Linked DNA regions of Homo sapiens: region 1 is linked to region 2. The links are chromatin loops, found by intact Hi-C in ENCODE. Cell type or tissue: PC-9. All regions are shown on one strand. Links, peaks and the distances in the headings refer to the core of each region. The heading gives the core; the rest is flanking DNA. Region 1 overlaps USP31 (ubiquitin specific peptidase 31). Region 2 overlaps OTOA (otoancorin).

Region 1 (16,944 bases), core at 4,708-12,707, 1.4 Mb after region 2:
TGGAGTCCACATTTAAGAGCCCTGATGTTTGCAGGGAATGGCAGATTAGAAGCCTCTAGGCAACGGACAACCTCATTCACTCCACAAAGATCTACTGAGTGTTGGCAGGTGCAGGGCACTTCCTCAGGGGCTAGGAGTGACACAATGGGGCAGAGCCAGTAGGCTGTGTCCCCAGCACTCACTCTCCAGTGTCTTCTGGGCCGGAGCCCGCCCTCCACCCCCAGCAGTGGCTAGAAATGCCAGAGAGTTTGCTTTCCTTGCAACTTGGTCATGGGCAGGTGATCTGAGAGAAGATTTTCAGGGAGCAGAGGTGGTTCTGGGCAATATTTTCCTTTCTGAACCTAGGTAGAGAAAGGTCCCATTTTCTTCAGCTGGATGTTGTCATGTTAACAGAACCATGGCAGCCACTGAAGGCCAAATGTGAGAACAAAAGGCCACTATGCTGAGAACAGCAGCAGGAAGGATAAGAGCCTGGGTCCTTGGTGACACTGCTGAGGCGCACAGCCAGCCTCTGCACCTGCCCTGCCTCTGGCCTCCTCATTAAGTGAGGCTTTTAAAATGTCTTTCTCTCACCATTAGAATCCCACAGTCATATAAATTGTTGCAGGCAAGGTCCACTGATAGATGCTAAAATTAGCAGGTCAATGTTTGAGGAGAAACAGGATATTTGCATGGTCTAAAAATAGTATCTCTGCCAAGATACATATTAATGATGAAAGATAAAATAGTACCCTTACAGTTGTGAAACCCACCTGAACCAAGTGATCAAGGTTAATATCACCAGTAATAAGACATATTGATGCCTTGCTGCCTCCTTTGAAACACTGAGAAGGGCACATTGCTTTTGATATTCTTGCCCTAAAATGCAAAACTTCAATCTAATCATGAGAAAACATGAGACAAACCCCAAACTGAGGGACATCCTATATAAGTGGCTAGTGCTCTTCAAAAGTGTCCACGTTGGCCAGGTACAGCAGCAGCTCATGCCTATAATCCCAGAACTTTGGGAGGCCGAGGTGAACAGATTGCTTGAGCCCAAGAGTTCAAGACCAGCCTGGGCAACATGAGGAGACCCCATCTCTACTAAAAAAGAAAAAAAATTAGCTGGGTATGGTGGTGCACACCTTTGGACCCAGCTAACTAAGGAGGCTGAATTTGAGCCTGGGAGGTCAAGATTACAGTGAGCTATGACTACACTACTGTACTACAACCTGGGCAACAGAGCTAGACTCTGTCTCTAAATAAATAAACAAACAAACAAATAAATGTCAAGGTCATGAAAAACTGAGCTGTCACAGATTGCAGAAACTGAGGAGACAGGATAATTAAATGCAATGTGGAATCTGGGATTAACTTCTAGAACAACAAAAAAAATTAGTGGAAAAACTAGTGAAATCCAGATAAAATCTGTAGTTAATAGTATTGTACCAATGTTAATTTCTGGCTTTGATAATTTTACTACAGTTATACGAGCTGTTGACATTAGGGGAAATTGGCTGAAGGGTATATAGGAATTCTCTCAACTATCTTTGCAACTCCTTCTGTAAGTCCAAAATTATTTTTAAGTTGTAAAAAAACCATCCAAGGAGGCTCTCCTAAATTCTGTTACCAAAAAGTAGACATTGCATCACTTCCTGAATTTGCTGTAGTAAAAGTTACTCAGGGATTACAAAGAAAAGGACTATATCAATCTAGAAAAATTCCCCCATCTAGTAATTGCATTACAAAATGCAGTTGTATACGTTTATTATTAAGTTTTCCTATTTAATATAGTGTAGGGTATTGAAGGAATAAGTGGAAAAAAATAAAAACTTTGAAATAAAACAGGCCTAGGTTAATATTCAAAACCTACCAGTTATTTCCTATGTGACTTTTAGGTGGATTACTTACTCTGTTTGGGACTCAGTATGCAAAAGTATAAAATTAAAATAATAAAGCCTAGATTAATTGGAGATTCTGTTACTTATAGCTGAAAGTATCCAAAATGACACAAGTATCAGAGAAAAGGCAGGTAAATGATTTTTCTCTCATAGTAACTACATTCCAGTTGGGGGAAGACAGATGATAAACCAATGAACTAATAAATAAGAATTTCAGAGACTGCGAAATACTATCAAGATAAAAGAGGGTCCTGACAGAGAATGAGTGTAGAGTGAAAGGGTAACTGTGGTTATGGTGGTCCAAGGAGGCCTTTCTAAGGGTCCATTTGAGATGAGAAAGAACTTGCCCCGTGACCATCTGGGGGAAGAGTATTCCTGGAAGAGGAAAACAGCCAAGGCCCTGTGTTCAAGACACTAAAAGGTGGGTTCTGTGCCCAAAGTGAAAGAAAAGTGACATAAGATGGTGCTATAATCTGAATGTTGGTGTCTCGCTCAAATTTGCATATCAAAACCTAACCCCCAGTGCAATCGTGTTAAGAGGTGAGCCCCTTAGGAAGTGTTAGGTCATGAGGGCAGAGCTCTCATGAGTGGGATAAGTGCCCTTGCAGGCAAGGTTCGAGGGAGCTTGTTTGCCCCTTCCACCATATGAGGACACAGCTGGAAGGTGCCATCTATGAGGAACAGGCCCTCCCCAGACACTGAATCTGCTGGCGGCTTGATCGTGGACTTCCCAGCCTCCAGAACTGTGAGCAATACATTTTTATTGTTTATATATTACCCAATCTAAGGTATTTTGTAATGGCAGCAGGAACAGACTAAAGATGGAATTGGAGAAGTGGACAAATTTAAGAGGCTGATACAGGAGCCCAGTCTGGGTAGGGATCATGTGACTTGGACTTGATGTTATCAGTGGAGAGAAAGAGAAGTGAGGCACATTGAGAACATAATTGTGGAGGTAGGACTGGACAGGGCTTTTGAATGGGTTCGATGTAAGGAGGGAGTTGAGGGGAAAAGCAGCATCAAGGATGGATCCTTAGTTTCTGGACTGAGCAGCTGGACTGGATGTTGATGTCATTTACCAACACAGGAAGGCTGGGGTGTAGGAAGAGAGCAGAGAATCATGTTTTGTTGTGTATCTCCACATTGCTTTAATACCAACTTACCTCCACATTTCTGTTCCTTCTGGAAGCTGGTCCCAGCTAAGGTCAATTATTATTATTAATTATTATTAATTTCTGGACAGGTGAACTAGAAGATAAACTCCACATGACGAAGGGTTTTTTTTTTCCTGTCTGGTATGCTGATGTAACCCATGCCCAGGCCAGTGCTTGGCATAGCAGGTGATCCACAAATATGTGTTGAACGATTAAATTAATGCTCATTCTTATGTAAGATGACCTGAAGGCAGCAGAGTCTTAGAACAACTACAATCCAACTTTGAGTCCACTCAGTCCCTAGCTGCCGACCAGAAAACAGGATGAATTCTCTCTGGAGGCAAATATCATCAGCCAGAGCCTACACATTTTTTCCTACACACTGCCTAGCATTAATCAAAAAGCACAACAAGAAGTAGAACAAAACAAAAAAAACCAGACAATAGAAAGAAGTCCACATGTGACTAGATACTAGTGTTATCAGATCCAACCTTTAAAATAACTAATATGTTTAAGAAAATAGACAATCAAATGAAGAATTTAACCAGAGACCTAGAGTCTCTGAAGAGCTAATGCAAATTCTAGAATTGAAAACACCATAACCAAAATTAAGAATACAATTAGGTGGGTTTAACAGCAGATTAGACTTAGCTAAGATGGACAGAACTGGCAAATAAAAGCAGATGTCCAGTTAAATTAGAATTTTAGATTAACAACAAATAATTTTTCATATAAGTATGTTCATTCAAAATTTTGGACATGCACTAAAAAACTATTCACAATTTATCTAAAATTCAACTTTAATGAGATGTCCTTTATTTAATCTGGCAAGATTAGATAGAACTGAAAAGATTCATTCAGTAAAAGCTATCCAGACTGAGGTAAGGGGATCAAAAAGAATAGGAAATACAAAAAAGAGTGAAAGGAATATTTGAGACATGGTGGAAGTCTAAGATACATGAAATTGGAGTCTTAGAAGAGGGCAAAAAAAAAATGGGTCAGAAGCAATATTTAAAGCAATAACACCTGAGAAGTTTCCAAGTCTGATTTATGAAGTGAAGGATAAAAAAAAAAAAAAAACTCCATCCTAATAAAACTGATGGAAACCAAAGAGAAGCATCTTCAAAGCAGTCAGGAAAAAAAAAAAACAAAAAAACAAAAAAACCCAAACCACACATATCTTCAAATTAACAGCAATAAGACTGATAGCTGACTTATGAACATAAACAGTGAAAGGCAGAAGGCCATGGAATGAAAATGAAAGAAAGTAATTTCCAACCTAGGATTCTATTCCCAGTGAAAATGCCCTTCAAGAAGACCAAATAAAGGCATTTCCAATCAAATAAAACTGAGAGAATGTATCGCTGACACAGGCTTAAAAAGAAATAAGGGAGTTCTTCAGGCTGAAGGAGAATGATCTCAGGCAGAAGCAATCAAACACTGGATTGAAGGAGTGATGAGCAATGGAAAGTAAATATATCAGTAAATCTGAGTGAATATTGACTACTCAGGATTACTAATAAAGTTAGGTTAGATGGTGTGCATAGAATTAGAATGCAAGACAAACATAGCAAGTGGTGGAAATGGGTAAATGGAATTAGTGTCCTAAATAAAGCCCTTCAAGGGGTAAACAAATACAAATTTTTCCTAGAATCTTTTTTTTTTGAAGGGGGGATGGGGAAGAGAACGGAGTCTCGCTCTGTCACTCAGGCTGGAGCGCAGTGTCGTGATCTCGGCTCACTGCAACCTCCGCCTCCTGGGTTCAAGCGATTCTCCTGCCTCAGCCTCCCGAGTAGCTGGGATTACAGGTGCCCGCCACCACACCCGGCTAATTTTTGTATTTTTAGTAGAGACGGGGCTTTACCATGTTGGTCAGGCTGGTCTTGAACTCCTGACCTCAGGTGATCCACCTGCCTCAGCCTCCCAAAATCCTGGGATTACAGGCTTGAACCACCGTGCCTGGCCCTTTTCTTACAATCTTATAAATCAAAAGTGCGTGTTGAAATTACAAGGATAACCACAAAAGGAGAGTAAAAAAATAACAAACTGAGGAGAAAAATTAGAATAAAAAAAATGCTTTGTTCTGTGGGTTAAGAAGAAAAATTTTAAAAATTAAAAAAAATCCTTGATACATCTCAAAGAAAAGCAAGAAGAATAAATATAAAATAAGCAGGACAAATATCCAAGAAAGTTAAGATAGTACCAAAAAACCAAATACATTAGTGATTATATTAAATGTAAATAAACCAGGCATTCCAGTTAAGCCTCGTGATGATCATGTAGACACCGTTATCCACATTTTACAGGTGTGAAGAATTTGAGCTGTTGAGTAATCCGCCCAAGATTGTCCAGCTAGCAAGATTCGAACCCCGCAGCCTGCTCCTGGACCCTGAGCACGGTGCCTTTCCAAGCGTCTCCCTGTTCTCCAGCCACCCAGCACTGCTTTCGGTCAGCCCTTCCGCACACTCTACCCAGACTCCTGCAACCAGCTCCGAACCGGCTCTCTCATGACACATCTTGTCATGGTGACCATGCGAAGGTGCAAACTGGATCTCCTCTCCCCTAAATTAAAATCTCTTCCTGGATTTTCATTTACTACAGGACAAATGGAGCAGTTCATAAAAGGTCCCCCTAGATGGGATCTCCCGCCCCCTTCATCCAACGCTTCTTGCCTTCCTGCCCTACATTCCAGGAAGACTGGACTCAGGGTTTCCAGAGAGTGCAAGCAGTTTCCCCTGCCTGGAAAGTGTGAGTTATGGCCCACTGCCCCCTCCTCTGACCCCAGGAGGGTCGGCCCCTCCTCCTCATCACTATTGTTATCATTACAAATGGCTCCATTCAGCCAGCGCTTTCTCTGTGCCAGGCACTGTGCTGAAGGCTTTATAGGCATCATTCCCATCTAACTCTCACCACTCTATGATGCAAGTACCAGTATCCTCCATCTTCTGGATAGAAAGACTCAGGCAGATTACTAATTCAGCTAGTATGTATTTACTAAGTAACTGCTATAAGCTTGGCACCCTCTTAGATGCTGAGAAAAAGAGCAGTGAATAGAACAGGCAAACCTCCCCGCTCTCATGTAAGCTCACCCATCAGCTCACATATGACCTATGGTAGTTGTGATAAGTGATATGCAGAAAATAAAATAGGGAGTACGGACAGCGTGTGAAGCAGGTTGCAGTGTTCTAAAAAGGTAGTAAGGGAAGGCCTCAATAAGGTGATATGTGAGTAAAGATGTGGAGGAGATGAGGGAATGAGCCAGGCTGGCATCTCGGAGAAGAGCATTCTAGGGACGATGCCTTGAGAAAGAGCAGGGAATAAGTGGCAAACTTGCTGAAACGTTATCTGTTGGCCAACCTGACCTCCTGACTGGCAGGTGAGCCCCTCCAAGTGTGGTCATAACCCCAGCAGCTGGGCACACAGAAGACATTACTAAATGAAGGAACCTGGACTCCGATTCTGAGTGAAACAGTAAAGGGGCACCTTCCTCACCACAACTTTTGTGGACTTGGAACCCTGAGGCTGGTGCCATTCATCCTCAGTCCCCAGTGCACAATCCCCACACACTGTCCACTCCAGACTCTCGGAGAGGAAAGACGTATTACACCCTTTTCCCTGTGTCTCTGGAACTGGATCTGTGCACTGTGGGCCTCTCTGGAGTCCTCCTAAACAAAGGGAAGGCACAGGGGTGGTGTGCTGGAATGCAAGATCCCTGAGACCCCACCGGGGGCAGGGAGGCCTGATTCCAACTAGGCACTGCAGTCTCATTTGCACCATCTTCTCACGTTTCACAAGAAAAATGGAGCTGTTAAGACATCCAAAGAGCAAGTCAAACTGATATCAAATCCCTGAAAGCTCTAAGAAACGAGTGCAAGGCCATTGGGTTATATGGCATGCAAAAATGCACCACCAAGGGAGAGGACAGCCCTGTCCTCTGTGTATAGCAGGTGTTGGCAGAGGGTGAAAAACGTAGCTAAGACCAGACCAAACCAAGACCGAATTCCAGAGGGGTTTGCAGAAGGTAGACCCAACCCACCCAGCAAGGTGAAATCTACCAGATGACCCTCGTGGAGAAGCCTGAGAAAGGAACAGGGTCGCAGAGAGGAAACCTGAAGCATCCATCTGGGAGAACCCAGGAAGGAGTGAAGAGCAATGGAAAGTGAATGTATTAGTAAATCGAAGTGATTAACCGTTCAACGTTATGTTAGATGATGTACACAGAATTAGAACATATGACACAGAACCCAGCTGGGAGAAAGGGGATACTGGGGTGGGGGAGGACCTCAAGCTACATCCCACGGAGTCAGAGTGGCCTAGAATCACCCACGGGGCAGTTTAACACACAGGAACATGCAGCTCTGGGCAAGGGGTGTTATCACACCTTTGCTTTCTTCAGGAAGATTTACAGGGACCCGAAAAGTATTCAGAGAGACGTTGACCATTCAAGTATTGAAAGATAATCTTCCAAATCCTAAGGAGACAGGCAAAATGATCCTTAAATATCTGCATAACTATTAAATCTACATATTTTATGACATGTGAACACTTTGTGGCATAATGAAGCCTCTTGAATAATCAGCGTACTACATGGTTAAACTCTCTAACAGAACCTAAGCGAAATCTTACCATTTCAAATTAGAGAGCTTCAGAAGTGCTGTACCTAGCACGGCATGTGGTTCACACTTGTCAGGAACATCAACTCCCCCCACCCCAACCCTAAACCATAATGCTGTGCTTTAGGGAAACAAGATCTGTCCTGATCTGTACTCAACACTTTCCGGGAACAAATGATGGCTGGTGGCACTCCCCTAAACAGAAACCCCTGTTCACTGATACCGTATTCCCCAACTCATACTGAATAAACATTTCCACACTCAGAGGCTAACCACCTGCAGGCTGGACTTCTAAAATGCATAAGAGATCTTTAGTGCCCCCACGTGGCCATAGGTGATGTGACATCCTCAGTAGGGAGTTCTGTCCTGAAGGGTGGGAAAGACAGCTGGAAAAATGTTGTTTGTATCAAAAATATTAAATATCTAGGGTATGAGACAGCGCAGGAAGAATGGCCCCTTTTATACTGCTATTTCTTCCCATCATAAAAGTTTGGTAAGAGGGGGAAAATAATGCGAAATGTTGAAAATCTGTTGGATTGAACCAGAATGTGAGTTTTTGTCCAGTTCCATGGCCCAGGACAAACTGTCTCTAATCCGTCATGGAGGAAATGGGAAGAACCATCCCTGATTGTGAAAATTATACAAGCATGGATGTGATTTTTTGTTTTAAACTTTTACACAGAAAACATATGTATACATCTTTCTGTAACTTGTGTTTTAAACACTGCAATTTTAAGGCATTTTGTAAAGACTGATGCAGTACAATTATTATTATAGTCAACACCAAAAAGATATCAGTTGGCAAGGGGGAGAAAGGAGAAATGTGGCTTGAAGAGGACATCTTGTAATAAATTTATTGTATTTTGTTACATTTTCCACTTTTCTCTTAATTCCAACTGTATACTATATAATCAACGCTGTTTCAGAAATAAAACGTTTCAAACGTAAAAATATAAATTCTGCTTCTTAAAAGTGCATACACTTTGAATAATAAAACATACAAATAAATAACAGAAATCAGTGACACATCTCATGCACTTGTTCTAAAATAAATTTAAAATGTACGATACACTTTTCTTCCAGCCTCTAGGAAAGACATCCTGCCTTCCATATTACTGTACAACTGAAAATGAAAACGACACAGAAATCACTATCCACGGTGCATGAGTAATACCAAAGCACTTTGTGTACAGTGATGTGACATGCAGCTTTCAAGACAACTACAGAAATTCCAGTGTAAAAACTGAAGAGTTCAATCAAGAAACGACTTATGTCAATGAGGCTTAAATTCAATTTTAACCAGTGGTGAGAGGCACAGTTGGTGAGCAGACCTCTATGGAATGCAAACACGTATTTGAAAGGCCTACAAAGAGAACTCCAACTTCGGAAATACTGTAACTGCTTTTGCATTTGGTATGACACCACACCGTTTATAATAGCACCTAGGAAATTTCATATTGCATTTGGACGACTGCAACAGATATCATTATTCTGGATGGCCTTTCTAAAGAAACATTTCCAACTTGCATGTCTACTTGTATCTTCATTCCTTAAAATGTTGAAAACACCAGGTAAATTGTGGTGTTTTGTAGGCAGCATGAGGCTCGACAGAATGAAACCATCAGATTACTTCGAAGGTGTTGTAGTGCATTCAGCTCACCACAGATTAAAACTAAATTTTATTTGCCTCCACAGTTAACACAGAGTGCCAAATTCTGGGATGTGTATTACTTAATGGTAAAACAAACAAAAAACAAAACAAAACAAAAACACGAAAAAATAGCAATAAGGGTTTTTTTTTTTTAAAAAAAAGACACCAAAGAAAATGTTTCACATTCATTTTCAAACTAAAAAAAAGAATTCCTGAAACCACATTCTGGATAAGAACTATCCTAGAGAATGAGCAAAAGTAGGAAATTCAGCGGCAGCCTGGGGTTTGCTACTGTAATTCCTACAAAAAGGCAATAATTCTATCAAAAGCAGGGACAGGCTTTCCAAGGCTAGGAAGGTTGTTTCTTTTCTTCTTCGACAATTTCTAGCTCAGAGTGACTTCCCTATTCCCCCACGGGCCTGGGGAAAAGGTTCTGGGGACAGATGCAAACCCCGCGGGGACACTCAGCCTGCTCCAGCAACTAAGACCACCAATTTCCACCAGACTGGCGAGTGCTAGGCCATTCACAACATGGTCCAAGCTCCCCAACTGGGCCTTGAATCAGAAGGGCCCTTGTATTTCAAATGGGAGTTTGATATCAGTATCTCTCAATTCTTTTTATTCTTATTTTTTCTGCTTCTCCTACACAACTGAGGAATCAGTCACTCCTGAGTAATTCAAATGGCAGTGATTCTCGCCATAATTCTCAGTAAAGGGATGACGTATCATAGTGGTTCTCAATCTGTCTGCAAATTAGAAACACCCAGAAGCTTTTAAAATACATGGTAATTCCTGGATCCCACCCCTACATGAATTAGATCAAAAGCTAGGGACTGGGACCCAGGCACTGTATTTTTTAAAGTTCCCCAGCTGATTCTAGTTAATGTGGGTCTTCACTATCTCAGACAAGTCATTCAGAAGAGGCTTAAAAGAATCTTGAGGAAAATACATGTGTGAGATTCAAAAAAGTCTCTCAAATTTGCTGTGCACCCCTTCTCCCAAAAATTGGGAAACACTAAACAAATGTAAGATGGATCTAGAACCGAATCCACTGCACAACACTCCCAGAAATTCCATGGGCTTAGTCTAATTGTGATCAGTGGCTGGGAAGCCCCAAAGCTTTTCAAAATAGCTCTAAGTCTCTATAAAAGCATCTTTTAATTCTTAGCACTATTAGAAGCCACATTCTTTCCTTGTGACCAAAATAGAACCCTTGAAGATATAAAAAATTAAAATCTATAGAAAATGGCAGGTTATTTTTAGAACAAAACACTTTAGGAAAGTCTTCAGGCTAAATACAGTATGTACACCAATGATGTGTGTTCAACATATCCAATTCCACTTCTGCTTGCAAAATACTTTACAATCTCGCCAATGATCAGAAAAACAGCAGAGAAATATATGCAGAGCAAAACAAGAAATCGCATTCATGCTCTTCTACACAATGATGAGTAAGCCATATTTTGAAAATCACAAATTTAAAAATAGAGCTCCATAATTGTTGCCTTTTTTTTTTAAGACTTAACATTTCATGTCTATATGTTTTATTGTTTGCTTGCATAGGTAGTAAGAGCATGCTTTCTGAGTTATATGGAGGCCACGCACAATTGTTTTTACTTGGGGAAAAAAATGGTCATGCTCAAAATGCATCTGCAAAATACTTTGAAAGTTGATCAAAAGGCAGTGTGAGAGTGTTCATTTAAATAAAACCACTGGATTTCTCCCCAAACCATGTAGTAGAGTTTAACAATAATGTACCCTTTATGAAATGAAAGTTAAAGACAGCCTGCACAGTAACAGCTACTTTTTGTGTTCGTTTGTGATAGGTACTGGTTTGTCAGCAAAGTTTGCCTTTCTCAACTACAAATAATACAAAGTTCCACGCACCTCCAGAATACGTGTTTTATTGAAACTGTGCTTATGACTTGCATACTATTTCAAAAATCCAACCCAGAAACACTAGTTAAATCTTTGTATCCAATAATTATAATAACCTACATTGGAAACAATCACTTCGGCTGTTCAGTAATTTGTCCGAATGAAATGTAACGTCTGATGCCCCTCTATGTGAAATAAAGCACGCTTATTTCAAATAAATGAGCTTTGTTCACAGCTCTTCTCTGCTCCATTTTCCCTAAAGGCTGCCACTCTTGGTCCCTTTACATACTGTTGCTATTTTTTTCATGATAGTTATTTTAAGGGAATGACAATGTTCCCCTCAAATCCCACATCCGTCTCATACAAACATAAGATGACCCAATGTTAACGTAAAGTGACTGTGTAATGGATTTTCAACCCCTAAATAGTAGAGACAGCTCAGTCTGAAAAGGTGGATGGAAGAGTAAAATGTCTCTAAAGATGAAGGGCACTTTTGGTTTCCAGAAGGAACAGACTTGCTCAAGAGAACCACAAGCCTTAGCCGATTTGACCGGAATCCACGTGATCTCTTTTCCCAGGAGAACTGTCACTCCATTTAGGACACCATCACATCCCTTGCTTGATGGGCTGTGCTCCCAGGGCTCCTCAGCTACAGCAAATCCCTGAAGCTTTCAGTTTTGCCTCTGTGCTCAAAGAAGGCCCTCCATAAACGTTTGCAGAATGAATGATGAAAACAAGATTGCAAAAGCGTGTCAGGCAGCCTCACAGATAATTACAGTATTTTAGCACACCACAAATACTCCCACATCCGTTCCCACTGGTCCAGCATATTATTACTTACTTTCAGTTCAGCTGCTTTCAGGACGAGAAAATACAAAACGGATGGGAAATGGTCTAAGATGACTGGAGCCTAACGGTTTGAGTTTCCACATTATCTAAGGGATTACCAAGGCAAGATGTAGGGCTGTCTTAAGGAATGATACGGCCTCAGTGCAATGGATGTTTACAAGAAATCAAGAATAAAACTTTAAAAAGCAAACAAACATTACAGATACAACATTACTGTTGGTGATTATTTTGTGCCTACCAGGAGATGACTGCTCTAATCAGGCCCATCTAGATGTCAACGAGAAACCCAGGCCTATCATCCCTAGCAGATAATTTTTAACCCCAAAGCACATACACGCTCATTGTGCTAAATATTGCTGGGAAAATTAAAAAAAAAAAAAAAAAGAAAAGAAAGAAAGAAACCAACACCAAGTCCCCAACCCTACCAATGAACTAAATTGAATCAAGTAACTACTTTCCCACAAGATACTTCCCACCTCAAGGAGCACCTCCAAACTTTCGGGCCAAATAACCTTTCCTGTGGCCTAAAGTTGTACCTAGTAGTTGGAGATAATGAAATTTTCACTGTTTACCAACTATGGAAATAAAATAGCTTCATGATGTCTAGACAATGCCATGATACTTCCTGATTTTTTCTATTAAACCTGAAACAAGGACTAAACTCCATGACATACAGTTTATAGACACTGACATTTTATTCCAGATCCCATGGAAAACCAAAGGGATTTGTAGAAACGTTTTTCCTTTTTTTTTTTAAGTCACTAGACATCGTGGAAAATCCATTCCTAGATAACTCAAGAATAAAAATATTTACCACTGTGAAAATTAAACTAGTTTCTATTAATGCTTGACTACAGCAAAAAAGAAGTGTTATTAAAAACCTTTGTCTAATCAAACTATAATTGTTTCAGAGATTCAGATAGGAGACTTCAAATGAGATCTACCTATTAAACAAAAATGAGAGGTTTGAGTTAGACATTCAATTCCTGATATAGATGATCTCTTATTTGGTGCATCTTTTTCAGGAGATAAAAGCGATACAGAAAAACGAGAGCGGTGGCTACACACTGATGGGGCTGTGATGTGCTGGGCTGAACGCAATGACAGCATCGAAGGCAGCCAGTTGCCGCAGATGTACTGAGCAGATGAGAGTGGTACTGCTTTGAGAACCCACCAAAATCTGAACAGTAAAACCAGGACAGCGAGTGAAGAAGTGAGTACAGGGCTGAGTGCAATGGACAACAGGCTCACAGTCAATGAATCACATGGAGCACTGTGGTAACTTTCACAAGGCTAAATGTCTAAATCTTAAATACTGCCAAGGGTCTAAAATTCCAGCTACCCTCAACAGTAAGTGGTCTCCAGACTTGCAAGTTACCGGCTAATGCGCAAATTAGCAGCAAAATAAAGTTAAGTAACGTACTAAAAACTTTTCCCAAGAGATATTCTTGGGGGGAAAAAAGAAAAAAAAAGTAGTGCAGAATTCACAGCTATGCATGCATATGTGTTGTAGTTAATTCACACACAGCAATACTGAAAAGGGAGGTTATATATGGATCTGTGCACCAAGGGTTCAAGAAGAACTTGAAGAGTCTGACGAAAAACGCTAATATTTAAAAGCACATAAACTTAGCATGCTGTATTTACTGGCAAAGTGACAAATGCTATTCAGAGAGAATCAAGACCTTCACTCTCTTGACATTTAAAAAAAAAAGAAAAGCTAAAAATTGAGCAGGAAAGTATTGCCAGGAGACCTTGAAAAAGCTTGCAAAACTATATACTTTGCTTATCTGTGAGGTTTTTTTTGGTGAGGTTCTCCTTTGTAAGAAATGCAATTTGCACTGACACGGCCAGATGGAACACACTCCAAAACCTGCTTGTGAGTTCTGGGCATGAGATGAAATCTTAAGAACAAAGAAGAAATAATAAATGAGTTACTGAAAGGCAGCCCTAACAGAGACTGACAGACAGGATCTGAAGTGCATATGTAACACTTGATCACACAACGCTTCAACATACCACCATTGGCTTTTGGCAGAAGGCAACTTCTTTCCTCTCCAAGCTACAAGATGAGGGAACATGAGCCCACAGACACAGGGCATCGTGGAGCTTCCCACCTCTAACGGAAAAATGCAACACCTGACAAGGAAAATGATGTCCAGTCTTTCACCCAGTTTAGAATCTAGAAGTTTTTTCCAGGAATCTGTCAAAGGTGTTAACTGCTCTACTACAGTGCAAAATTCCAAGAGCCTTAGCTAGTAATTTCAGAAGGAAAAAAAATTAAACGAGTGACTGGCTTTCTGGCTATCCAATCTGCCACTTCCTAGGACCTATCCCAAGAGTCAAGACAGGTTTTGGTGCACATGTCACCACAGATAGGAAGGTGGTGAAAGGCTTCATTTCTACCTCGAAAATGTCTATCTGTGGCAGTAGGAGAAATGACACAGTCACCCACATGGCACCTTCCTCTTTAATCCATTTACTGGTGTGCAACCATCCTAGACTAGCTGAGTATATACCTGAGAAACATTAGTGTTAAAATATTGCCCTTTACAAAGACTGGTAGATGGGGCGAAAGTGCAGAAAGCAAGAGTTTTTCCCTCGATTTGTTTCGTTGTTAGAGTCACAGTTTTTAGAGCTCCTGGTGCCACCCACAATCCACAGTAAGGACAAGTCCTGCTCAGAAGAAACACGAGTCAGCTCCTTCCTCCTTCTACGCACTAATGGTAGCTTTTCTGGTTCACAGGTTTCAAAACCCTCATATCCAAAGAAAGTCATTAGAGTTCTCTAGAAAGAAATATGTACAATTGCTAAAGGGACCGTCCTGGGTATCGTCTACAATTATTCCAGTTAGCTTGGTGTCAATGTTTTGCCTATGGCTGTTATTTGGTTCAATGGCAGAATAAGGCGACGCTTTGAACAATTTGCAATTGAATTAGACACACACACGCATACACTCACACACACACACACAGTCGGGCACGTGACTCAAAAAAGTACAAAACAAAAGCACAGGAGGCTTTGGTGGGAGGGCAGGGGTTCTAAATAAATAAACATCTTTACAGATAAAACACTTTGATTGCAGAAATATCACTGAGGTTTTTGAGAAGGCCGTGCAGAGGTTTGCATGCTAGAAGATAACTTTTTTGAGGATTTCTCTGCAGACTGCCTGCCACCCGGAGACGAGGGAACTCCAGAGTCTAGTTGGGAAGACTTGGATTTGCGAGCGGACAGCAGGGAATGTTTGGCAGAAGCAGGGTCCTTGGTGACAAGCTGCTCTTTTCCCGTTGTATTTGCATTTGGCTGCTGGGAAGCTGGAGGCTGGTGGCCTCTCTCTGCCTCGTCGTCCCCGGTGTTCTTACAGACAGACTTAACAGAGCTCCCACCAGCCTTTTTAGAGAGCAAGGCTGTCTTGCCAAGATCCGTCGAGCGCCGGGTTTCCTTCTGTCTCAAGGCTGATTTGAAGAAGGACAGCCCCTTGTCCTCAGACTTGCTGTCCCTCTTCAAACCAGACTTGATGCTTGTGCTGGGGGAGCGCAGGCTGGCCATGGAGGAGCTCCGCACGTGCTTCCCGGCCCCCCTGCCCTCCCCTGCTCGGGCCTGGCTCACCCGAGGGGAATTGGGTTTGGAGGTGGAGGTGGCGCTGGCTCTGTCAGAACCCAAGCTTTGTCTGGAGCCCTCTCTACTCAAGCTGTGGTCTGAAGTCCTGCTCTTCCCAGGTGGGAAAGGGCTCCTTGTGGCAGGGCCCGAGGCCTTTTTGGCAGATGTGGAGGAAGCAGTGTAGGTGAGGGCCGAGGCTGACTTCTGCTTCTGTGGCGAAGGAGATGACACGGAGTCCTGAGATTTCGGGGATGACTCCTTTTTGGGTTGGGCAGGGGCAGGGGATGAATGCCGTCCACTGCCCCTGGAAGAAGAATCTGCTTTGCTGCGGGAGCGGGAGGGCTTTAGAGAGACTTTTACAGGAAGAGGAGAAGAAGGGGATGTACTTGAAAGGGATGACTCCTGGCTTGCCAAGGCTGGTCTCCCCTTCCGCAAGCTTTTCTCTGGCTCAGAAGTGCCTTTGGAACTGGGGGATCTCTTAGTTGTGCTCTCTGGTTTCTTTGCGAGTGAGCCTGGGTGGCTGGGGGCTTTCACCTCTTTGACTGGAGAGCTGTCTACGGAGTCGCTCTGATCCACATAAGCGATCTGATTATTGTTATCAAATGGACCAGAGAGCGGGGGCAGGCGGTCCCCTTGTGCTGAATGTTTGCTCTGTGTATCTACGACACTGGAGTTCAATCTGCGGGTGTCCGATTCGTCTTTGAACACGCCTTCCATGACAGCCAGAGGGGCCCGGCCCACAGCCTTGTGCTCACGGCGACTATGACTGTCGCTTGGTTCCTGGTAACTGCTAGAAAGGTTCCGCAAGCTACCAAAGCAAGAGATGGAGACCTTGTCATCTGCTGCCTCCCCAATCTTCTCCAAGGTGGAAGCAGAGCTGTGAATTGGCGAATCCCCTGAAAATCGGGATGGAGAATTGGAGCGCATCTGCAGCTTAGCAGACAGGGACCATGAAGGTCTCATGCAATTTTCATTGACGGCCAAGGGGCTGGTGACAGAAGATCTGGATGACAAACTCTGACGCTGGACACTTCTCACAAATGGTCGAGTTGAAAAGCCTCCTGAACACAGTAAAGAGAATACTGTTAAGTTAAGCCAATGAAGACATTCTAACAACACTGTAAGACACTGAAGGTGAAACGAAGGTAAGCCTCATGGGATGAAAGGAGCATGACCTTCAGAGCCAGCCCATCTGGGATCAAGGAGTCCCTGTGTGGCTTTGACTTTTCTGAGCCCAGTTTCCTTATGTATAAAATAGGGACATTCTAACTCAGGATCATTCTAACACAGCAAACTTCTATTCGCCTCCTTGCCCTACA
Region 2 (14,956 bases), core at 4,979-12,978:
ACTTGGGAGGCTGAGGTGGGAGGATCACTTGAGCCCAGGAGGTCGAGGCTGCAATAAGCCATGATCACACCACTGCACCCAAGCCTGGGTAAAAGAGTGAGACTGTGTCTTGGCCGGGCGCAGTGGCTCACGCCTCTACTCCCAGCACTTTGGGAGGCTGAGGCGGGTGGATCATGTGAGGTCAGGTGTTCAAGACCAGCCTGGCCAACATGGCGAAACCCCGTCTCTACTAAAAATACAAAAATTAGCCGGGCATGTTTGCACATGCCTGTAATCCCAGCTACTCAGGAGGCTGAGGCAGGAGTATCACTTGAACCCGGGAGGCTGAAGTTGCAGTGAGCTGAGATTGTGCCACTGCACTCCAGCCTGGGTGACAGAGCGAGACTCCATCTCAAAAAAATAAAAATAAAAATAAAAATAAAAACAAAAATAAAATAAAAAGAGTGAGTCAGTGTCCCCCCAAAATTATATATATAATTTATAATCTGCTAGAAATACAAGGAAGAATAGATAGATATGAGTCCTGTAGTAGTAGAAGACTTGCACGTGGCACCCTTGGACATGTGGGCCAAAAAGGAACAAGAATGTTGGGAATCTGAATAGTATATTTAATAAGTTGAATATATATGCACCAAACTTTGTGTCTTACAAAGAGAACACATACTCTTTTCCATCACCCAAGGGCCATTTATAAACTCATTCATCTATTAAAAAAATTCTGATTCTTCAAAGCAGAAAGTTTGTGGACCACATTCTCTGACCTCCATATAACAAATCTAGAAATAAATGTGCAAAGATTAGCTTTTAAAAAGCCCAGTTTCTCAGATATTAAAAAATAATTCTTTCCTAAAGAATAGTTAGGTTGAGGAGGAAACTAAAGTAGCAGTTACAGACCACTAAGAAATCAATGACAATGAGGCCAGGCATGGTGGCTTACGCCTGTAATCCCAGCACTTTGGGAGGCCGAGGCGGGTGGATCACTTGATGCTGGGAGTTCGAGACCAGCCTGGACAACATGGTGAATCCCCATATCTACTAAAAATACAAATATTAGCCAAGCGTGGTGGTGGGCACCTGTAGTCCCAGCTACTCCGGAGGCTGAGGCAGGAGAATTGCTTGAACTCAGGAGGTGGAGGTTGCAGTGAACTGAGATCATGTCACTGCACTCCAGCCTGGGCGACAGAGTGAGACTCCATCTCAAAAAAAAAAAAAAAGAAAAGAAAAAAAGACATCAATGACAATGAGAACCAGGAGGTGTATCCAAGTGTCCATGATGGGGCACAGTGCAGACCACCAGGGTGGGGCCACACTGGGCCACTTCCACCCTCCTCACTGATATTCTCGTCCTTGTCCACCAACTAGATTGGGCTGTTTATCAGCTATGACAACGCCACCAAGCAGCTGGACATGGTCTATGACATCACACCTGAGCTGGCCCAGGCGTTTCTGGAGAGGATCAGCTCCTCCAACTTTAACATGAGGAATACCTCCACCATCCACAGGCAAGCGCATGAGCTCTGGGCCTTGGAGCCCTTTCCCAAGATGTGATCTAAGCATCAGAATTCTCTGAGCAGCAAAACACCCAGGGAGGGAAGGGAGGTGGCTGGTCCATCTCTTTGAATAGTCCCATATTTCTCTGTGCATGTGAGGAGAGGTGTCTGCAACTTTTTTTATGAAGAGGTTATGAAGCTGGGTGAAAGGATAAATGCTTTCTGAGCATCTCCTGTGTGCCAGGCATTTTATGCAACCTTATCAAGTGCTAATTCTGTCTCTCAGCACAGAAATGAAACATTTTAAATACTCAGGACTGGGTCCTGTTCCAAAGTGAATGTGTGATTTCCGTTTAAGTTGAGTCAAGTGTTGGAAATAACTCATGGGTCCCCATATATGAGAACCGCTTGTTATCAGACTCTTAGCTGGGGAGCCCCTGGATGAGATCAGCTCTAGAATTTAGTGACTGTAATGTGATCCTCCCTAAAACCATTCCCAGCAGGGGAGGAGGGACAGGAACTCTACATTCCAGGGGTGTCAGGAAGGGAGTGGGCAATGGGAAGGAGGTGGTGAGTACAGCTCAATACTCCCTCCTTTTCCTTTTATTTATTTATTTTTTTGAGACAGAGTCTTGTCCTGTCACCCAGGCTGGAGTGCAGTGATGTGACCTTGGCTCACTGCAACCTCCACCTCCTGGGTTCAAGCAATCCTCATGCCTCAGCCTCCAGAGTAGCTGGGACTACAGATGTGTGCCACCATGCCCAGCTAAATTTTTTGTATTTTCAGTAGAGATGGGGTTTTGCCATGTTGGTCAGGCTGGTCTCAAACTCCTGACCTCTTGAACTGCTGACCTCAGGTGGTCTGCCTGCCTTGGCCTCCCAAACTGCTGGGATTACAGGCATGAGCCACCACGCCTGGCCCATTCAATCCTGTTTTTTTTTTTTTTTTTTTTGAGACAGAGTCTCACTTTGTTGTCCAGGCTGGAGGGCAGTGGTGCAATACCAGCTCACTACAACCTCCACCTCCAGATTCAAGAGATCCTCCTGCCTCAGCCTCCCAAGTAGCTGGGATTACAGGCGTGTGCCACCACACCCAGCTAATTTTTGTATTTTTAGTGGAGACTGGGTTTCGCCATGTTGGCCAGGCTGGTCTCAAACTCCTGACCTCAAGTGATCCACCCATCTTGGACTTCCAAAGTGCTGAGATTACAGGCGTGAGCCACTGTGCTGGGCCATCATTCAATCCTCTTGTGTCCGTCTCTCAAGGTCTTATTATTGCCACACTGCTCCCATCCCATATTACCTTAAGGTTTTTCAAATGAGCCACTCTTAGGGAATGTACTCATAGGAAACAATTACATCTGTTTCACCTACCTTTAGTAATTTTCACTTATTAGCATGTGTCTCATTTTTCTATGGTTTCACACACACAAAAATAGCCTCATGATTAAGAACATGGGACCTCGAGCCAGACTTCGTGGCTTAATCCTTCCCTGCTGCTTACTAATGGTGTGATCTTTGCTATTTTTACATCACCTCTCTATACTTCCGCTTCCCCATCTGTAAAATGGGAGATAAAAATATGCCTACTGCATTAAGGTCTTTGTAGGGATTTGCACACTTGACACATAGTAAGTGCTCAATGAATAATATTTTTTCTTTTTATTTATTTATTTATTGAGACGGAGTCTCACTCTGTCGCCAGGCTGGAGTGCAGTAGCACAATCTCGGCTTACTGCAACCTCTGCCTCCTGGGTTCAAGTGATTCTCCTGCCTCAGCCTCCCAAGTAGCTGGGACTACAGGCACACGCCACCACGCCCAGCTAATTTCTGTATTTTTAGTAGAGACGGGGTTTCACCATGTTGGCCAGGATGGTCTTGATCTCTTGACCTTGTGATCCGCCCGCCTCGGCCTCCCAAAGTGCTGGGATTAGAGGCATGAACTACCACGCCAAGCCTATTTTTCTTTTATAATTTATTTTTTTAAATTGATAAATAAAAATTATATCTATGGTGTGCAACATGTTTTGAGATATATATTCATTGTGGAATGGCTAAATCAAGCTAATTAAGTTATCATTACCTCACATACTTTTTTTGCGGTGAGAACACTTAAAATCTACTCTTAGCAATTTTTGAGTATATGATACATTGTTATTAACTGTAGTCAGCATGTACAATAGATCTCCAGAACCTATTTTCCTATTTAACTGAAACATTGTGTCCTTTGTCCAAGTCTCTCCAACTCCCTTCCCACCTCCAGCCCCTGGTACCAACCATTCTAAGGCTCTGCTTCCATGAGTATGACGTTTGTTTATTTGTTTTTCAGATTCATAATATAAATGAGGTCATACAGTATTTGTCTTTCTGTGCCTAGCTTATTGCACTTAGCATAAGATCCTCCAAGTTCATCCATGGGGTCCCATATGATAGAATTTCCTTCTTTTTCAAAGCTGAAGAGCATTCCATTGTGTATCCACCAAATTAAAAAAAAAATCCATTCATCCACTGACGTGTTGGACACTTAGGATGATTCCATGTCTTGGCTGTTGTGAATAGTTATTCTCAACGTGGTTATTAACGTTCAGCCCTCACTTCCCCTGAGTCTTCTTTACTCGAAGTTAAGCAGATCTCTTTTCCTCATGAGACACACTTTCAAATCTTTTCCCTGGACCTGGCAGCTCTCCTGTGGGCATGTCTGAATATGTCAATATCGCTCTGAGAGGGTGGAGCCAGGCTGACTGTGGTCAACTAGGTAGTCTTCATTCTAACTCTAAGAGCATTCATTAATGAATGAGTGCTTGGTTTCCACCAGGATGTATGCAAATCAGTTGGTATACCACTTCTCATTTAACTTTCACAATCATCCTCTTTCTTTCACTCATGTTTATTATGATGTGCTACGATGAACAAAGAAAACCTCCCATTTATTAGAGGCTCAGAGAGGGAGAGGCACCCTGTCTCTGTACAGTATGGGAGTACAGAGTGTGCACTGCAGAACTGTGTATAGCGGCCTCACAGAGAAGTTAAGTAACTTGGTGGAGAGCAAACATCTCACAGAGCTGGGCTTCAAACTGCAGTAGGCCTGAATCAATGCTCTTAATGATTAGAAACATTGCTCTCAGTTATACCAGGGTTCCAATCTCACTTCTGCCCTTCCATTGTTTTCCTCCAGTCTTTTTTGTTTTCCTTCTGAAATCTTTGCATCATCTGGGTGGGTACCAGAAGGCATCCTAGAAACAGATCTCTGCCTCAGAGAATCCCTCAGGGTGAGATCAGCTCTAGAATTTAGTGATTGTAATGTGGAAAATGGGGAGTTTTCTGTGGCTACCGGCACCTTTCTTTCCTTATTCCCTTTATTCATCCCAGGTGGAGAGATGGCATAGGTGGATGGATCTACATTTAAGTCCCAGCTCCACCGACTTGCCTTGGACAAATCAAATCTCAGTTTCCCCATCTGTGAAATGGGGCTAATGAGAGCACCTGCCTTGTAGGGTTGCTGTAATGAGATAATGCAGGTAAACGGCTCAGTGCAAGACCTGATAAGTGGTAGCTGCTATTAATATAATCAAGACCCCATTGGTTTGGACTGGGGAGGGGGTGTCGTGTCCACCAGCTCTCAGCGCTCTGTTATGGAACCAAACTGGGTCTGTTTGCCCATGCGCAATGGAAAACCAAACACTGAAGCACTAGGTTTTTGTAGAGAGAAACGGTTACTGTGAATCAACTGCCAAGGAGACAGAAGACAGTGCTCAAATCTGTGTCTCTGAGCTGGGGACTGGGGCAGGTTTTATAGGCGGAGGGTAATGAGACTTGATCTGATTGGGTCTTGCTACAAGGTGATGCTGGGAGGTGTGATCTGATTGGATCATGCCATGAGGTGATGCCAGGACTCATTCTGATTGGATCGTGGACCATGCCATGTGGTGTCCACTTCATAATTCAGCCCCCATTCCTTGGTCTCGTCTGAGCAGTTAGGTTCCGCCTGTGGTTGCACATTTGGTTCATCTGAGGATGTTCAGGTTATGTGACCTTCAACCTGGGAGTCCGTGGCAACTGAAAAACAACTCACCATTTTATTACACAAAATTGAACCAGAATGGGCTGGTTCTGCGGTTACACCTCCACCACCATCCCTCCTCTTCTCACACAGGCTGGGGCTGCTGGTTTGTTTCTACAATGACCTGGAATTGCTGGATGCCACTGTGGCTCAAGTCCTGCTTTACCAGATGATCAAGTGCAGCCACCTGAGGGGCTTCCAGGCTGGCGTCCAGAAGGTACAGCTGGGGTGCAAGGCCCTGAGGCCTCTGCCTCAGTGTCACTAGCCAGAGAAATGGGGAGAACAGCCTAGCTTAGCCTTTGGGAGAAAACACACAGCATTAGTCGGGATTTAAGTCCAGTCACAGCAGATGGCATCTCAAATACTGAGGTAAGTGTAACATCGAAGCCCAGACAGAAAATAGCAAAGGAACAGACCCTGGGGAGATCAAAATTTAATCAGAAAGCTGTCTCAGCCAGGCGCGGTGGCTCATGCCTGTAATCCCAGCACTTTGGGAGGCCAAGATGGGAGGATCATTTGAGGCCAGGAGTTTGATACCAGCCTGGTCAACATCATGAGACCCTTGTCTCTGCAAAAAATACAAAAAAATGGCTGGGCACGGTGGTTCACACCTGTAATCCCAGCACTTTGGGAGGCCAAGGCAGGCAGATCACCTGAGGTCAGTTTGAGACCAGCATGGCCAACATGGTAAAACCCTGTCTCTACTAAAAATACAAAAACAGGCGTGGTGGCATGCGCCTGTAATCCCAGCTACTCAGGAGGCTGAGGCAGGAGAATTGCTTGAGCCTGGGAGGCAGAGGTTGTGGCGAGCTGAGATCGTGCCACTGCACTCCAGCCTGGGTGACAGAGTGAGACTCTGTCTCAAAAGAAAAAAAAAAAAGCCATGTGCCTATAGTGCCAGCTACTTGGGAGGCTGAGGTAGGAGGATCGCTTGAGCCCAGGAGTGCCAGCCTGCAGTGAGCTATGATAGTGACTTTGCACTCTAGTTGGATGACAGAGCAAGACCCTATCTAAAAAAAAGAACAGAAAAGAAAAGAAAGGGACAGCTACTTCGAACTTAAATATGCATACAGATCACCTGGGGATCTTAAATGCAGATTCTGATTCAGGAGCTCTTGGTTGAGGCCCAGGACTCCCATCTTCCTCTTCTTCCTCCTTCTTCCCTTGGCCTCCCAAAGTGTTTGGATTACAGGTGTGAGCCATTGCGCCCAGCTGACGCTGCACTTCCAACAAGCTTCCAGGTGATTCTGGAACCGCTGCTCTGGTGAGCACACCTGGAGCGGCAGGAGATAAAGCAGTGGTTCTCAAACCTGCCTCTAGATTAGTAACATCCCTGCCAGGTGCCACCCTCAGAGAATCTGATGTTATTGTTCTGGGGTGTGGCCTGAGGTATGGCCTGATTTTAATGCTTCTCAGGTGATTTCAATGCAGCCAGGATTGAGAACACTGGATTGCAGGGTGGTTATGAGTTCCCAAGACCAGATGAGCAAACACGCTCTCTCTCATTTTCCTTCCTCTCCATCTCTCTCTTCTTCCTTCCAGTCAAGTCTCAATTCTACCCCCTTCCATTCCACTTTTTGTGGCCCTTTTCAATTTGCTTAAAATCGAAACGATGACATGAAAATAATATTAAATGAAATTTTGATAAAGCCATCAATAATTTCACAGCAGTTTCCCACACATCACCATAAAGTCCCCAAACACATTTGACATTTGAGAGTGTGGTCATCTATTTTGGTCAGCGCATCTTTTTTTTTTTTTTTATAAGATTCATTTTTTTTTTTTTTTGAGTTTCATTCTGTCACCCAGGCTGGAATGCAGTGGCATAATCTCAGCTCACTGCAACCTCCACCTTCCGGGTTCAAGTGGCACAATTTCAGCTCATTGCAACCTTCGCCTTGCCTCAGCCTCTGGAGTAGCTGGGACTACAGGTGCATGCCACCATGCCCGGCTAATTTTTTGTGTTTTTAGTAGAGATGGGGTTTTACCATGTTGACTAGGCTGGTCTTGAACTCCTGACCTCAAGTGATCCACCTGCCTTGGCCTCCCAAAGTACTGGGATTACAGGCGTCAGCCACCGAGCCTAGCCTGTGAATGCATATTTTTGTTTCCAAGGAAAAGAATCCGTCCTAAGCAAGCTCAAGCAAAAATAAGAAGATAAATGTATTTTAAGGCCCAGGGGTCTCAACATGTGGCAGCCCTGACCAAGGAGAAGGTGGCATGCAATTAGATACGAGGGAGCCCTTTGGGATCATCTAGCTCAGTTGTTCTCAAACTGGAGGGTGCATCTAAATCACAGGGAGGGCCTGTTCAAATACAGCTTGTGGCAGCGCTCCAGTTTTGTGGAAGACAATTTTTTGGCATCAGGGACCGGTTTTGTGGAAGACAATTTTTTTCCGTGGACTGGGGCCGGGGGATTGTTTCAGGATGATTCAAGTGCATGACATTTATTGTGCTCTTCCTTCCTTCCCTCCCTTCCTCCCTCCCTCCCTCCCTCCCTACCTTCCTTCTCCTTCCTTTTCTTTCTTTCTTTCTTTCTTTCTTTCTTTCTTTCTTTCTTTCTTTCTTTCTTTCTTTCTTTCTCTTTCTTTCTCTTTCTGTCTCTCTCTTTCTTTCTTCCCTCCTTCCTTCCTTTCTTTCTTCTCTTTCTCACTCTCTCTCTTTCTTTCTTTCCTCCTTCCCTCCCTCCCTCCCCCTCCCCCCCCCATCCCTTTCCCCTTCCCCTCTCCTCTCCTTTCTTGATGGAGTGTCGCTCTGTTGCCAGGCTGGAGTGCGGTAGCACGATCTTGGCTCACTGCAACCTCTGCCTCCCAGGTTCAAGCAATTCTCTGCCTCAGCCTCCTGAGTAGCTGGGACTACAGGTGCACGCCACCACGCCCAGCTATTTATTGTATTTGTAGTAGAGACGGGGTTTCACCATGTGGCCAGGATGATCTCATTCTCTTAACCTCGTGATCCGCCTGCCATGGCCTCTTAAAGTACTGGGACTACAGGCGTGAGCCACCACGCCCGGTCTGTGCACTTTATTTCTATTATTACATTGTAATATATAATGAAATAACTATAGAACTCACCATAATGTGAAATCAGTGGGAGCTCTGAGCTTGTTTTCCTGCAACTAGACGGTCCCATCTGGGGGTGATGAGAGACAGTGACAGATCATCAGGCATTAGATTCTCATAAAGAGCGCACAGACTAGGTCCCTTGCATGCACAGTGCACAATAGGGTTTGCTCTTAGGAGAATCTAATGCCGCTTCTGATCTGGCAGGAGGCAGAGCTCAGGCGGTAATGCTCACTGGCCTGCTGCTCACCTCCTGCTGTGGCTGGTTCCTAACAGGCCAGGGTCCCGGTGGTCCCCATCTGTGACCCGGAGTCTGGGGATCCCTGGATTTCGGAGCCCCACCCAGTCTCTGATTCAGGAGGTCCGGGAGCAGCCTGGCAATCTGCGTTTCTAACAAGTTCCCAGGTGTTGCAGATGCCGCTGGGTGTGCTCCACACTTTGGGAGCTGCCACTGTAGTCCACCCCTTCGTTTTACAGATGTGGAAACTGATTTCTAGGTAAGGCAGTTGCCGAACTTAGAGAACCCAGGCGCTTTGACAGTTGTTTCTTCTACTTCACTCTGCTGCCCCCCAGTGGCTATTTCAATATTGCCAGAAACCCGTTTTGTGCACCTGCCTGAAATGACTACGTTATTACGTAAATTCGGGTGTTAAAATATGAACCATTCTTGTTTTTTGTTACAGAGCTCATTGTATAGTAGGTGACTTTATCACATTCCTTACCGAAAGCAGCTGTAACGCACACTTTACTATCATTAGGCAGGCATATTGCAATAAAATAATTATTAAAATGATCATAGAAATGTGCAAAGAGGTGCAAGAGATAATTTTAAGAAGAGTAAATTGTGCTTCTGTTCATATTACAACTCTGTAAAAACTATGTAGTGTCTCTATATTTATAAAGGTATAAGAAATCTTGGAAGCATATACACCCAATTGCTAATCATGGTTATTTTTATGTGGTAGGATGTTCAGGAGACTTTTACTTTCTTGTACTGTGAAGAGTTATTTTTGGCTGGATGTGGTGGCTCATGCCTCTAATCCCAGCACTTTGGGAGGCTGAGGCATGTGGATTACATTAGGTCAGGAGTTTGAGACCAGCCTGGCCAACATGGTGAAACCCTGTCTCTACTAAAAATACAAACATTAGTGTGGTGGTGGGTGCCTGTAATCCCAGCTACTCAGAAGACTGAGGCAGGAGAATCGCTTGAACCCGGAAGGTGGAGGTTGCAGTGTTGCAGTGAGCCAAGACCACACCATTATACTCCAGCCTGGGTGACAAGAGCAAAACTCTGTCTTAAGAAAAAAAAAAAAGTTATTTTTACACAGATTATAAATTATCGTGAAAAGGCCCCTGGCTATTTAATGAAAGGAAAACAGCCTGTATATATGGATATAGAGTTCAAGGTCACCAGAGGACAACAGATGCTATAAGAGTGTGGTGTAGTTATAAAAGGAACATTTCTTTCTGACATGGATTAAGGTTGATTTAATAACAAATTAATATTTAAATGAAGTACAAAGGGAATTTTTGGCACATGAAAGCTAAGGCCAGAAGAGGTGTCCTCCGTGTGGTGTCTCACTGTCTGGGCATGGCAGGAGTCCCTTTCCTTCATCGTTTCTGAGCCCAAAAGCTTTGATGGAACAGGGTCAAGGGAGGTGCTGTGGAGTCCTAATAGCCCTGGATATGGTCAGAGGGAGCCACCGCCCTGCTTCCTGTCAACACTCATTCCAGTTTGCTCTCCTTCCAGCTCAAAGCAGAACTCCTGGACATTGCCATGGAGAACCAGACCCTCAATGAGACCCTGGGTTCTTTGTCGGATGCAGTTGTAGGTTTGACCTACAGCCAACTGGAATCCCTCTCCCCCGAGGCTGTGCACGGAGCCATCTCCACCCTCAACCAGGTCTCAGGTTGGGCCAAGAGCCAGGTCATCATCTTGTCTGCCAAATACTTGGCCCATGAGAAGGTCAGCTGGAGTTTTAAACTCTTTTTTATTCCCCTAAGATGACCTAAGTGTATTAGACCTGCCAGGCTGCCATAAAAATATACTGTAGATTGAGTGACGTAAACAACATAAATTTATTTCTCACAGTTCTGGAGACTGGGAAGTCCAACATCGAGGTGTCAGAAAGGTAGGTTTCATTCTGAGGCCTCTTCTCTTGGCCTGTAGGTGGCCGCCATCTTGCTGTGTGCTCACCTGACCACATGAGAGCAAGCTCTCTGGTGTTGCGTCTTACAAGGAAACTAATCCCATTGGATCAGGGCCCCACCTGACCCTCATTATCTCATGACCTCATCTAACCCTTAAAGGCCTCTTAAAGGTCTCACCTCCCAATGCCATCACATTAGGGGTTAGGACTTTGACATATGAATTCTTGGGAGACACAAATATTTAATCCATAACAATCAGTTATACACACACAGCAGGGGGCAACCAATCAGTAAGAAGATGATGCTGAGGAGGACTGCCTGGGTTCAAATCCTTGCTCTGCCATTTACTAGCTGTGTGACACTAGGCAATTTGCTATTTTCACTTTGACTCAGTTTCTCTATTTGTAATATGTGGACAACAATAGCACTTACTGCCGGGCAAGGTGGCTCACACCTGCAATCCCAGCACTTTGGAAGGCTGAGGTGGGAGGATCACCTGACGCCAGGAGTTTGGGACCAGCCTGATCAACATGGTGAAATCCCGTCTCTACTAAAAATACAAAAATTAGCTGGGCGTGGTGGTGCATGCCTGTACTTCCAGCTACTTGGGAGGCTGAGGCAGGAGGATGGCTTGAACCTGGGAGGCAGAGGTTGCAGTGAGCAGAGATTGTGCCACCACACTCCAGCCTGGGCGACAGAGCAAGACTCCATTTCAAAAAAAATTAAACAACAACAACAACAAATCAGTAGCACTTATCCTGTAGCATTGCTGCGAATATTATGTGAGTTGGTACACATGAAGAAGCTAGACCACCAGGTGACACCACAGAGTAGGAGCTCAAGGGGCATTAGCCATCCCTGAGTGGGATCAACGTGTGGGACTCATCCCAGGATTTTCCTGCCTGCTGTTAAGCTGCTATTAGGTTGATGCAAAAAGTAATTGCGGTTTTTGCCATTACTTTGGGATTAGGGATGATGCTATTTTATTCCAATCTTGGGCTGCAGAGAGGGAACTGTCAGGCAGACAGTCCTCTTTGGTGGGGACAGGAGTCTTAATCTGTGTTCTTGCTGCTCCTGGGGTGGAAAATGGACATTCTTTTGGGGACAATTAATGTCCCTGGGTTGGGTCCAGTCCAGAGGGCTCCAAATCTGGGAGACTTGAGTTCTAAGCATTTTGGTGTCATCTAATTTTTTTTTTGATACGGAGTCTTGCCCTTGTCGCCCATGCTGGAATGCAATGGCACAACCTCAGCTCATTGCAACCTCCGCCTCCGGGTTCAAGCAATTCTCCTGCCTCAGCCTTCCGAGTAGCTGGGATTATAGGCACCCACCACCACACCCAGCGAATTTTTGTGTTTTTAGTAGAGACGAGGTTTCGCCATGTTGGCCAGGCTGGTCTCGAACTCCAGACCTTGTAATCCGCCTGCCTCAGCCTCCCAAAGTGCTGGGATTACAGGCATTAGCCACCGTGCCTGGCTTTTGGTGTCCTTCTCGTTTAGTCCACACTCCTGGCCACTTCCCAGGATGCAAACTGGCTCACAAGGATTGGATTAGGACCCATTCCAATCAAATAATAATAACAAACATTTGTTTATTTTTGGCTTCTGGATATTAATTTTAATTACTTTGAAACAACATAATTTACTACCAGATGTTTAACAAGCACCCATTATAATTGCTAAACTGTGAATTTAGTTTTAACTGTGTCTGACCAACTATACAAAACTCATCAATTTTTATTTTGACAAAAGGTAGTAGGCTGGGCATGGTGGCTTATGCCTGTAATCCCAGCACTTTGGGAGGCCAAGATGAATGGATCACTTGAGGCTAGGGGTTTGAGACCAGCTGGACAACATGGTGAAACCCTGTCTCTACTAAAAATAGAAAAATTAGCTGGCCATGATGGTGCACACCCGTAATTTCAGCTACTTGGAAGGCCGAAGCAGAAGAATTACTTGAACCCAGGAGGCAGAGGAGGTTGCAGTGAGCCGAGATCATGCCACTGTACTCCAGACTGGGCTGAGCTACAGAGCAAGACTCTGTCTTAAAAAAAAAAAAGAAAAAAGTAGTAGGAATCCCAAAGAATAAAGGAGAGACTACTCCTTAAAGGTCATGTTTACTAACCTAGCACCGTAATTCTAGTGTTAGTACCTCCCATGCAGCTTGAAGGAGGATATGGGAAGAGGTGAAGATGTTGAAAATGTAAGGGGCCCCATTTTGCTTGTTCTAAAGCAAAATACCACAGTGTCTCACAAGGAAGAAAATCACTAGGCCAGGCACGATGGCTCACGCCTGTAATCCCAGCACTTTGGGAGGCCGAGACAGGCAGATCACGAGGTCAGGAGATCAAGACCATCCTGGCTAACACGGTGAAACCATGTCTCTACTAAAAATAAAAAAAAAAAAATTAGCTGGGCATGGTGGCGGGTGCCTGTAGTCCCAGCTACTCGGGAGGCTGAGGCAGGAGAATGGCGTGAACCTGGGAGGCGGTGCTTGCAGTGAGCCGAGATCGCATCACTGAGGTTGGAAATGAAAACAAAAGCTTTTGATTCAGGTGGTAAAATGAAAACAAAAGCTTTTGATTCAGGCGGTAAAGGGGTTTAAGAGTTATAGAGTAGAATCCATGCATCCAGAAGGCAGTGCTGGAGTCGGCCTCAGGAACTGGGGGGTTTCTTCTTCTTTTTTTGTTTTTTGAGACAGGTTCTCACTATGTTGCCCAGGCTGGAGTGAAGTGATCTGATCTTGGCTCACTTCAGCCTTGACCCCCCAGGCTCAGGTGATCCTCCCACCTCAGCCTCCTGAGTAGCTGGGACCACAGGCACATGCCACTACGCCGGGCTGATTTTTGTATTTTTTTGTAGAGATGGGATTTTGCAATGTTGCCCAGGCAGATCTCAAACTCCTGGGCTCAAGCAATCTACTCGCCTTGGCCTCCCAAAGAGAAGGAGTAGGGAATTTCTTCTTGGCATCCAAGTCTTTTTAAATTTCTTCAAGTTTTTAAAGCTGGGTTTGGTATGTCATGGTTCTGAGCCAGATATATTCCAACCACATTCCCCAAAGTAAATCCAAGTGGGAACTGGAGCAGGATGTCGGTAGAGAGGGCGAGGGAGGGATGAAGGGCAGCTGCAGCTCCGAGGGCTGGTCCTAGCCTGCTTCCTCCATCGCGGGGCCAAGGGAGGGAGGGTGTGGAATAACAAACATTTACTGAACACTTACTATGTGCCAGGTTGTGTTCTAAGTGAATTAATAACTTAATCCAACAATCCTCTGAAGTCAGTAGTGCTGTAGTCTTCATTTTCCAGTTCATTCTTGTGAGGTACAGAGTGTGTAAGGGAACTGGAAAAGGCCACGTGAAAGTTACGCAGCTGGGATTGAACCCAGGGCACCTGGCCTCAGAGCCATCTTGTTTAACTCCTGTGCTCACTGTCTCCATTATGGCACCATGACCAATGCCCACGCACTCCCACTTTCTGACTCAGGTACCAGGCCAGCCCATTCATCTGGTCTCTTCTAGCCTCGTGGTGACTTTATGTTGAAGGCTTTGAATCCTTGTTTCTGGACCTTGACTGGGGCTCCATGGGTCCACCTTGACAGTCCTCTCTGAATTTGATTTTAGGGAGTTGAGGGAGACGGTTTTGTTCCCTCCCAGCCCAGGACAAAGTGGTTTGTCTCTTTCCTAATACCCAACTCTTCCTACTGAGGGGTGAGGCCACTTTTACTCAGAAGGCAAGAGGTCAAAAGGTCTTGCCTTCTTTGAAGACAGCATGAGATCACCCATTATACACAGAATAACTAAAGGAACCCACTCAGCTGTCTTTTCATAGAACCAAAGCATGTCCTTGATTATATGGAAAACTATCTAGCATCTTCACTCTAAAGGAAGGAAAAAAAACCCAAGTATAATTTCTTTCTTTCTTTCTCTTTCTTTCTCTCTCTCTCTTTCTTTCTTTCCTTTCTTTCTTTTTTCTTTCTTTCTTTCTTTCTTTCCTCCTTCCTTTCTTTCTTTTCCTTTCTTCCTTCCTTCCTTCCTTCCTTCCTTCCTTCCTTTCTTTCTTTCTTTCTTTCCTTCTCTCTTTCTTTCTCTCTCTTTCTCTCTTTCTCTCTTTCTTTCTCTTTCTTTCTCTTTCTTTCTTTCCTTTCTTTCTCTCTTTCTTTCTTTCTCTCTCTCTCTCTTCTTTCTTTCTTTCTTTCCT

What was found. A loop is a pair of places that touch in the nucleus more often than their neighbours do. Peaks named below come from ENCODE experiments on the same cell type or tissue, not always from the same donor. Only the 100,000 strongest peaks of a DNase experiment are listed, where the experiment ranks them.
Region 1: a loop joins it to region 2, with 25 times the contacts of the local background. A loop is called at or near these places in 3 of 110 quality-filtered maps.

Annotation. Positions count from the first base shown.
Region 1 is chr16:23,052,931-23,069,874 of GRCh38, forward strand. USP31 (ubiquitin specific peptidase 31) reads right to left here. Exons shown (of 16, transcript NM_020718.4): 16 at 8,476-16,686. The coding sequence ends at 15,116. Among named protein-coding and RNA genes, the nearest start is that of USP31, 88 kb to the right of the region's middle. RefSeq lists an enhancer at 15,040-15,541. In PC-9, for the core only: a CTCF peak has its summit at 7,994 (motif pointing left); a DNase peak (open chromatin) is centred at 7,951.
Region 2 is chr16:21,699,526-21,714,481 of GRCh38, forward strand. It overlaps OTOA (otoancorin), which reads left to right. Exons shown (of 29, transcript NM_144672.4): 11 at 1,363-1,502; 12 at 5,644-5,767; 13 at 10,363-10,578. Among named protein-coding and RNA genes, the nearest start is that of OTOA, 43 kb to the left of the region's middle. RefSeq lists an enhancer at 4,437-4,526. In PC-9, for the core only: CTCF peaks have their summits at 9,161 (motif pointing left) and 9,362; a DNase peak (open chromatin) is centred at 9,156.